Regions from separate parts of the Mus musculus genome. Here region 1 is linked to region 2. The links are chromatin loops, found by intact Hi-C in ENCODE. Cell type or tissue: left cerebral cortex. All regions are shown on one strand.

Evidence for each region. Hi-C counts contacts between places; a loop is a spot of excess contacts. Peaks named below come from ENCODE experiments on the same cell type or tissue, not always from the same donor. Only the 100,000 strongest peaks of a DNase experiment are listed, where the experiment ranks them.
Region 1: a loop joins it to region 2, with 2.3 times the contacts of the local background. A loop is called at or near these places in 2 of 42 quality-filtered maps.

Annotation. Positions count from the first base shown.
Region 1 is chr5:99,382,119-99,386,118 of GRCm38, reverse strand. The region is part of intron 2 of A930011G23Rik (RIKEN cDNA A930011G23 gene); the gene reads left to right. Gm35314 (a long non-coding RNA gene) reads right to left here. Exons shown (of 2, transcript XR_389389.4): 2 at 1-2,234. Among named protein-coding and RNA genes, the nearest start is that of Gm35314, 17 kb to the right of the region's middle. In left cerebral cortex, a CTCF peak has its summit at 1,796; DNase peaks (open chromatin) are centred at 1,434, 1,965, 2,215 and 3,091; H3K27ac peaks cover 3,853 bases.
Region 2 is chr5:99,715,856-99,719,855 of GRCm38, reverse strand. The region is part of intron 1 of A930011G23Rik (RIKEN cDNA A930011G23 gene); the gene reads left to right. It overlaps Gm16226 (a long non-coding RNA gene), which reads right to left. Exons shown (of 3, transcript XR_001784899.2): 3 at 3,848-4,000. Among named protein-coding and RNA genes, the nearest start is that of A930011G23Rik, 11 kb to the left of the region's middle. In left cerebral cortex, a CTCF peak has its summit at 2,342 (motif pointing left); a DNase peak (open chromatin) is centred at 1,744; H3K27ac peaks cover 968 bases.

The sequences.
Region 1 (4,000 bases), 330 kb after region 2:
GATGTGTGAGTGGACTCCAGGGCTGTCTTTTGATGTGACGTGACAGGCAAAGATGACCTCTCGGTATCAAATCTAGTCAGTTTCTCACATCTCCTTCTTGTGTGATCCATTTTGGAACCATAGAGACTTAAGAACTGAGGGAAATGCCATCCAAGGAAGGGGCCCTCTGCATCTGAATAAAGTGACCCTGAAGCGTTTACCACGGGTCATAGATCAGGACCGCCTCATGCCAGTCAAACACTGAAAAATAGCTAGCAAGTCAGAAACAGCTCTTATACTCACCAACCAAGCATCGTCTGAGCACATCAGTCTTAGATCCTGTAGCATCCTTACCTGTTAAATCAAGGCAGTATCGGATACGGCCACTCCCATTCAGTATCTAAAAAAGAAATAAGCTAAAAGTTAGTTGCAAATCGAATCATCTGAATTGCGTGCATACCATGAAAACTGGGCATCTTTCAGGAAGGAGTCGAGTGTTGATCCCTTGTGTTCTAGTGTCCTTCTGACTTGGTAATGATTTAGGGACACAAAATATTTTATGGGCATGAGTTGCTGCTGTTACCTAAGATTTTATAATTGTTAGCCACCAAGCTCAGAAAGTGCCACTGTCTACTGAACAATTGCTCTGCTATGCCAAAACATGTCAAAATTAATTCCAATGAGACAACACAGTCTAACCCTAAAAACCTAAAAAAAAACTTTACTGAAGTGGAGATAAATTCCAGAGCTTTGAGGGCTTTCTCTGCCACCAAAGGCGGGGGATCTCTGGTTCATCAAAGCAACATACAACAAAGTCTGAGGATGTCATTAACCTTAGTCAAGGACAAGAGTGATGGTGCCCAGCTCTGACCTCCCAGGAAGCCTGGCTACTGTGTCCACAAAGTAGGATGCCTGAGATCAAAGGCATTCTGTTCTGGTAGCTAAAGAGATAGTGAACCTCTCCCTCTTTAAAAGCCCCCTGCCTGAATAAATCAAAGTATACAGGGGGAAAAATACACTTATCTACAGTGTAAGGATTTTTGAAATACTGTTGAATCCCTACTTGGGGAATTTTTACCAGAGCCACATCTTTATTTCTGATTACATTTCTATAATGTATCCAACATTTAGTTTTTGTTGATTTTTTTTCCTTAATTACTTCTAGTAAAAGATATTGGGTTTGTTTCAAATGTCTTAACTGCTAGGGTGGCTGCAAGGTGCTGTCTCCCAGAGTCACCAAGCACTGGAAGAAGAAAAGGCATCCAAGCTGCAGGAAGTAATCAGGACCCTTCTGGAAGGATTGGCTGGGCTGAGCCTAGGCATTGTGCCCTTATTCAGCCTGTATCAACCAACTGAGCCCACTTAATCCTAGACACAAAAGAACTTTTTAGGGAGCCCAGGGGAGGCCTGTATTATGTGGAACTGATGTTAACTCTTAAATTCCTTAGAAATTACATAGTAATCCTGAGCAGGCTTTTGCCTAATGCACAGGAGGACAATTAAGGCATCCTTCATGATGCTGTGTACAGAGCTGTCTGTCTTTCCCTACTTCCTGCATCCAAGAATCTATGTAAATGGAATGTGAGTAGCAGCCACTTGCACTGCACTTGCACTGCAAGTCGGGACCACAGAAGGATATGAGTAGCCTCAGGTAGAAACTACAGTCACCTTACATATTGAATGGAAAGTGGATCCACTGAGGGACGTGAGGGGTGGGTGCTGGGAGGTTGAGGAAGGTTGGTTTGGCTTGGCTTCCGGATGAGTGAAGACCACAAAGGCTCTGTGGAAGGACAGTAAAGGAAGGAGAGTAACATGCGGTAAGAGTTGGGAATGACAGGAAGAACTCAGTCAAGAAGGGGCTGTGGATCAAGACGAGGCTTGAGTCTGCATTGGAGCAAGTAGGAGACTTCTGAAGTGTTTGGTTTGAGCAGGAAGAAAATAGAACGCCATCGTGGGAGGATCACAACTCACTTTATTTTTAAAAAGATCCGGCATGCTGTAGAGAACAGATCTGCACAGAGCAATGACACAGGATCTTCTACAAACCAAGGAACAGAGTCAGAAGAATGCAGAGGGCTGGAAGTGCAGGTCGCCGCTCCTTCGACGCTTGCTTTTGGGGTTCTCCTAACCCTCCAGGCTCGAGTTTCTTTCCCCCATATCCTTGCAGAGCCTGGCTTGCTGCACTGCATGCACCAATGACCTTGTTCCATGGGCGTCATCAGCACCTCCACTTCGAGCATGGGAACATTTAAAGCCTGGAAAAGTATAGTGTCTTAAATTAAAGTCCTTCATGCAGGCGATGGTGGAGCCTGGGGTGGGGCGATGAGAAGGGAAGGAGAAGGAACCAGGATAAAATAAACTATAAATGAGCATAATGGGTACTGGAGAGACAAGAGGAAATTTTAGCTGTGGCTGAAGGTTGAGTGAAGGAAATGAGTTAAATCCATTCAAATGCACGACATTTATGTGCATAAAATGTTGCATCTAAGAGAGTGGTGGGTGTTCTGTGTGCCATTTACTGCTATTGTTGGTCTCTCCCCAAACAGAGCACCTGGCTATACTCTTTTCATGTGTTTCCTCTCTTAGGATCCTGCCCAGGGTCTGTCTTGTTTCCCTTACTGTCTGACCACCTAGAAACCTGACAATGGCCGTTCCCACTCCAACTGCCCTTCACCCCTTGTATGTGTGGGGGAGAGGGTAGTCTGATAAATCTCAAGGTCTGACTGACCATGAGTTACGGGCTGGGTCGATTCCTTCTGAGGGCAGCTTGTTCCTGATTGTCCCTGATGTTTTACAGTCTCTCCTCTATTCATACGTGTAACAACAACAACAAAAAAATCTCTTCTTTTCATAAAGATAATAGTCCCAGCTTCGAAGCATAGAAATGAGGCGATTTGGGGGCTTTGGAGTGATTGGACTCTGGAGGTGATGCAGCTCAAGCACAGGTCTTCTTCATAGCCTTCCCCATGGCCCTGCATTTCCGCAAGTCATTGCCACCTAAAGATACAGGTGACAGCATCCCTCCCTCCATTTTCCTCTTCCCTCCCCTGGAAGCACTGTTGAGCAATCCAGACCTGGGCTTGTTAGCATCACTCTGCTGGCATCTTGTTGAGGATGAAGCTGAACCCTGGTGACCTATGGCAACGAGACAGAATTGTTTCTTCCCGCGTGCTACGCTCTCATGCTTGAACAGACAACTTCCCATTTTCATTTCTCCTTTTGCTTTTCTGCACTCCTAGAGAATTTGAGTTCATGCTGAAATAAATGGCCTGTGATTTAACTAACACATGCTTCATTTTGACATTCTGAAGAGCTGTGTAATTTGTATGCCCCTCTTTTGGGATATATCAGGGATTGTTTATTGCTTCAGGCATCTTGCCTTATTGGACCTCCTGAAAAACATTATATACAATGAAACCCCAAAGAGGTTTCATATCAACCAAGCATCAAAGCCGGTTTTCAAAGCCAGCCTCTCAGGGCAGAAGGGCTTTTCTCAGGGCAGTATGCTTTTCACTGTGTTGTATGTTTCTCCCTTGGGAGGTCCCCAGAGACAGACATACTTATTCTAGTAGAATTGGCTGTTGTAGACTTGTCCATGTACTGGTTAACTCATGTTTTATTACTCTTAAAAAATAATTTTAAATATTTGTTTATTGTATAGGCTTTGTATAAGTTCTAATAGATTTATATTTAAAACTGTGATGAGTGTATTGAATATTTTAAAATTTTGAAGTAAACATATCTACATAAAATATTAGTAAATGCCTGAATAACTCATTTGTAACTTTCACAACTTTTATCATTTTTATAAATTTTACTTAGACATTTTAATAAGCTGCTATATTATGCAGCTTATAAATAGATATGTAAAAATTCTCACTAAACTTAGCACAGAAGTAAATCACATTACCTAGAAAATCATTAATGATTGACAGCATAGGGGGAAATCTATGTATTAAATCATAATGAAAACTCCTATGCAGCTGCTATTAAACCCCGAAAGGTGACAAGGGAGAGTCAC
Region 2 (4,000 bases):
TCACAGCAAGTCACTAATGCTTTTATCCTTCGAGTCTCCCTGTTCCTCCATCCTGACAAGGTTGATGCATAACCCTGTGCCCTTTCACCCCAACTTTCCCAATAACTTCTCCATTCTTCACATTCTTCTGGCTGGTTTCTGAGGCCGTCTGCTGGGCGCCTCACCCTGCCTGGTCCAGTTCACTCTCTGTTTTTTATTTTCTCGGCGTCCTCACACATCAGGTATAAATTCTTGCCTTGGCTTATAGGACCTGCCACCCTCTGCCCAGCCCATGTCACTCTTCTTCCCTTCCTGTCTGAACCCTATTCAATGTTCAGGGCCAAGCAAGGATTCCACTGTTTTAGATCCCTCACTCCTTACCTGAGTCACCCTCATTCCATCCATCTTTGCTTTGTGCCTCAGTTTTGTAAGCTGTAACCATGAGATAGCAATGATCTCTGTCCTGGTGAGGTTGTTATGAGGGTTGAGTTAAAATGGCAGCTGGCATGTGTAACAGCAGCTGCCATTTTGCTTCGCATTCTTTACCTTGGCCTAAGCTACCTCTCCACCTTGGTTGTTCTAGAACATGGTACATATTTCTTCTGAATCCTCCATGGTGCTGAACAAAATAGAGATGTTCAATTGATGCTTACTTAATTTTGAAAACCTCCCGTGTGCTGTTTGAGCAGAATCTAGGAACCAGTTTATTTCTGGATATTTTAAATTTTATTTCATAGAAATGTGACAACCATGGGTAGGGACTTGCCCTTCCATCTATGGGACACATATTGCAGATAACTTAGGCTGAGGGTATGTAAGATGATGATGATGATGGTGACAATGATGTACTTCTGCACAGGACTGTGGCAGAAACAGAATTTGAAGAACTTGACAGTTAGAAATGCGACTTAAGTGAAACTCAGCCACAGATTGCAATATAATTAAATCCGGAGTACTTTTTATTTCTCAATTGCTTCGCAAACACGTACCCTCAATGTAGGTCAAGTGGAGCCAAGCCATGTGGCAAAGTCAAGGCGTTATCCATCAGACTCGTATTTTCCATGCTGCTGGTGAAGAATTCCACTCGGAAGCCAGATTAGGTTACTCCAGAAGTAATTTACTCCAAAGAACACTCACTCGGTGGGTTTCCCTATTATGTCCTCAGCGGGACAGAGGCAGCACTGATGCCTGGCTTCCCTGCAAACTCTGTGTGGTGCTGGGGTGCCTGGAAGTTTGCTTTCATTGCCAGCGTTTGAACTTGACTGGAATTAGCCAGGTGCGGGTGGGTGTGATGAGGCCCACCGGGCGATGGCTACAGTGGTAGTGCTTTGAACTGCAAAGAACAGACAGTGGGAATCCACAACGGTGGACTCCAGGAACAGCTCACCCACTTACAGGCCTCCTGCCGGGGAGGTGCCCTTCCCTCTGTCCATTCCATGACCTGGACATGAAAGTGTCAGTGTTCAGTTTGCTTCACTCACCGGAATGATGGAAGGCCCCAGTGTGGTAATAGACACCAGAGTCAGCCGTGACCACACAAGCAGTCTACAAGTGTGAATTGCTGATTCTGGTCCTGTAATGAAAAGAGCAGGCAGCCGAGGCTCCCATGGGGCATCCTGGGCACACAGGGACTTACTGCTGAGGGGACTGTTAGTGGCGGTATGAATAGGGAAGAAGAGAGATGCTTCTATTTGAGAGGCAGAGAGGGAAAGATGAAGCAGTGGCAGTTTACAGCTAGAGCCAGGACTTCTAAATCCAGCGGGTAGATGCTAACTACACCATTCTATTTCGGAGTCGGTGCCTTGCTGACAGCCTGAATTTCAGGCAGTCTTGAGGCCCTACGGTTTTGTCTTATGAAGGTATCTTTTCCCGTGACGATTCTACTCTGTTTGGAATGGTTATAAATTCATCCATGATGATTTAGCTCTCTTGGGAAGGCTGCAGGCATGTATGGGTCCCCGATAATCTCTGAAGTTCAAATCTTGCCTTGGTCAGGATCTAAATTAATCTAGAGGAAGTGCTTGGCTTCTTTTTAATTATTTTTATGATGTGATATGTTATCTAGTCTAACGTATCTGGGAAAGCTCAGTAAAGCAGGGGAGGGATGGTCTGCCTCATGAAGCTCATGGGCAGGCTGGGGAGCCTGGCTGTCCCAAAGCTCCATTCCCCTTTTAGAAGTGGGTTCTTCAAGTCATACACAGAAGGGCTGGCAAGATGGCTCAGTGGGTAAGAGCACTGATTGCTCTACCAAAGGTCCTGAGTTCAAATCCCAGCAACCACATGGTGGCTCACAACCACCTGGAATGAGATCTGACGCCCTCTTCTGGTGTGTCTGAAGAAAGCTACAGTGTACTTAGATATAATAATAAATAAATCTTTTAAAAAACTATACATAGAAATCTAAAGATCTGAAAGTAGGGTCCGCATGGAGCTAGAAGGAATGCTTGTCTTTCTGTGTCCTCGCCACCTCACTCTGTAAAGCGTTTCCTGGCTCCATCTATTTACTTGAAATTTCCATGATTCCATTTGTCTTTACAGCTAGATAGGATTCCACTGTGTATCTGCAAAGCAGAAAAAGACCATTGTGGGAGTGGTGACCACTAATTTATCTGCAATGTAGCATTTGCTGACCTGGGCTACATGGGCTCAGGGGCTGCAGGACAGAGTTTTCCCAGGGGACACCATTAAGGCACCTGGAAAGAACCTGATGTCTTCAGGATGGATGAGGGGGTGAGGCAGGGGGTGAGCAGGGAGTGGGTGCGAGAAAGTAACTCCTTTCTTCTTGCTGCAGTTATGTGCACACAATTGGTCCATGCAAGCCTGTTGACTTCTCTTTTCTACTTTGTTCTCTCAGTTCTCTTCAGGAAGGGTTTTCGTGAACTCTAGACCTCCCAAGTCATTTCTACCCAATGAACCTGTTCTTGATGTTCATTTAAACCAAATTTCATGCATATTAAAATGTGTTGTCTAAGTCTACAGAATAGAAGAAAATCTTGGTGTCAGCTCTTCATCCAATAAAGGATTCATAGCTATTATATGCAAAGAACTAAAAAAAAAAATCAAACACTAAAAGGATAAATAACCCAATAAAGACAGGATCAAGGCAGTTCTTAAGAGAAGCACAGCTCCAATATATAAATGAAATACATAGTGCATCTTAGCTCTCGGGAAGATGTAGACAGAAGTACCAGAGTGTCTGTCTTACCCCAGTACCAAGGAAATAAATGACAATAAACATTGACCAGAATTTAGTGGGGGCAGCAGAAGCCCTTATACACTGCAGGTGGGATGGAGTTTAGTGTAGGCACCATGTAAATAAGCATTGCCGATCCTCCAAGGTTAAAAATAGAATTCTCATATGATCCAGCTATAGCATTCCGGGTATATACCATAAGGATTCAAAGCTAGCATACCATAGAGATAACTGTAGCTCAGGGTTTATTATAGCACCTTTCCCAAGGTATGGATGAGGGCCTAAAGAAAACATCCTATATAATACATATATAGTCACATATATTATATACACATACATATACATGCATCTATATTATACTATATATATATGTATGTATATATATATATATTCATTCCATAGAGTATTGTTTAGCCACAAAGAAGAAAAGAGATCATGTTATTTATGGGAAAGTGAATAGAAATAGCGTTCACTATGTTAAACAAAATAAGCCCAATCTCAAAAGACAAATGTAAGGTTTTCTTATGTGTATTCTAGATCTCTAAAAATCATTAGGATAGAGGGATGATGTTTTGCAAAATGTAAAGTGGTCAAGGAGAGGAGGGATGAGAAATATTAATGAGAGATGGATATATTAATCAAAGATATATGCATATACATACACAGACAAATATATGAAAATGTCACAATGAAAGCCATTCTTTTGTACAAATTGTGAACAGCAATAAAAAGGAATAAAGCTTTAAAAAGTGTTGTCTATCTGCTAGGAAAAACTGGGACGACAGGGAGATCCACACACACACAGAGCCACATCTGGACAGGAAGATA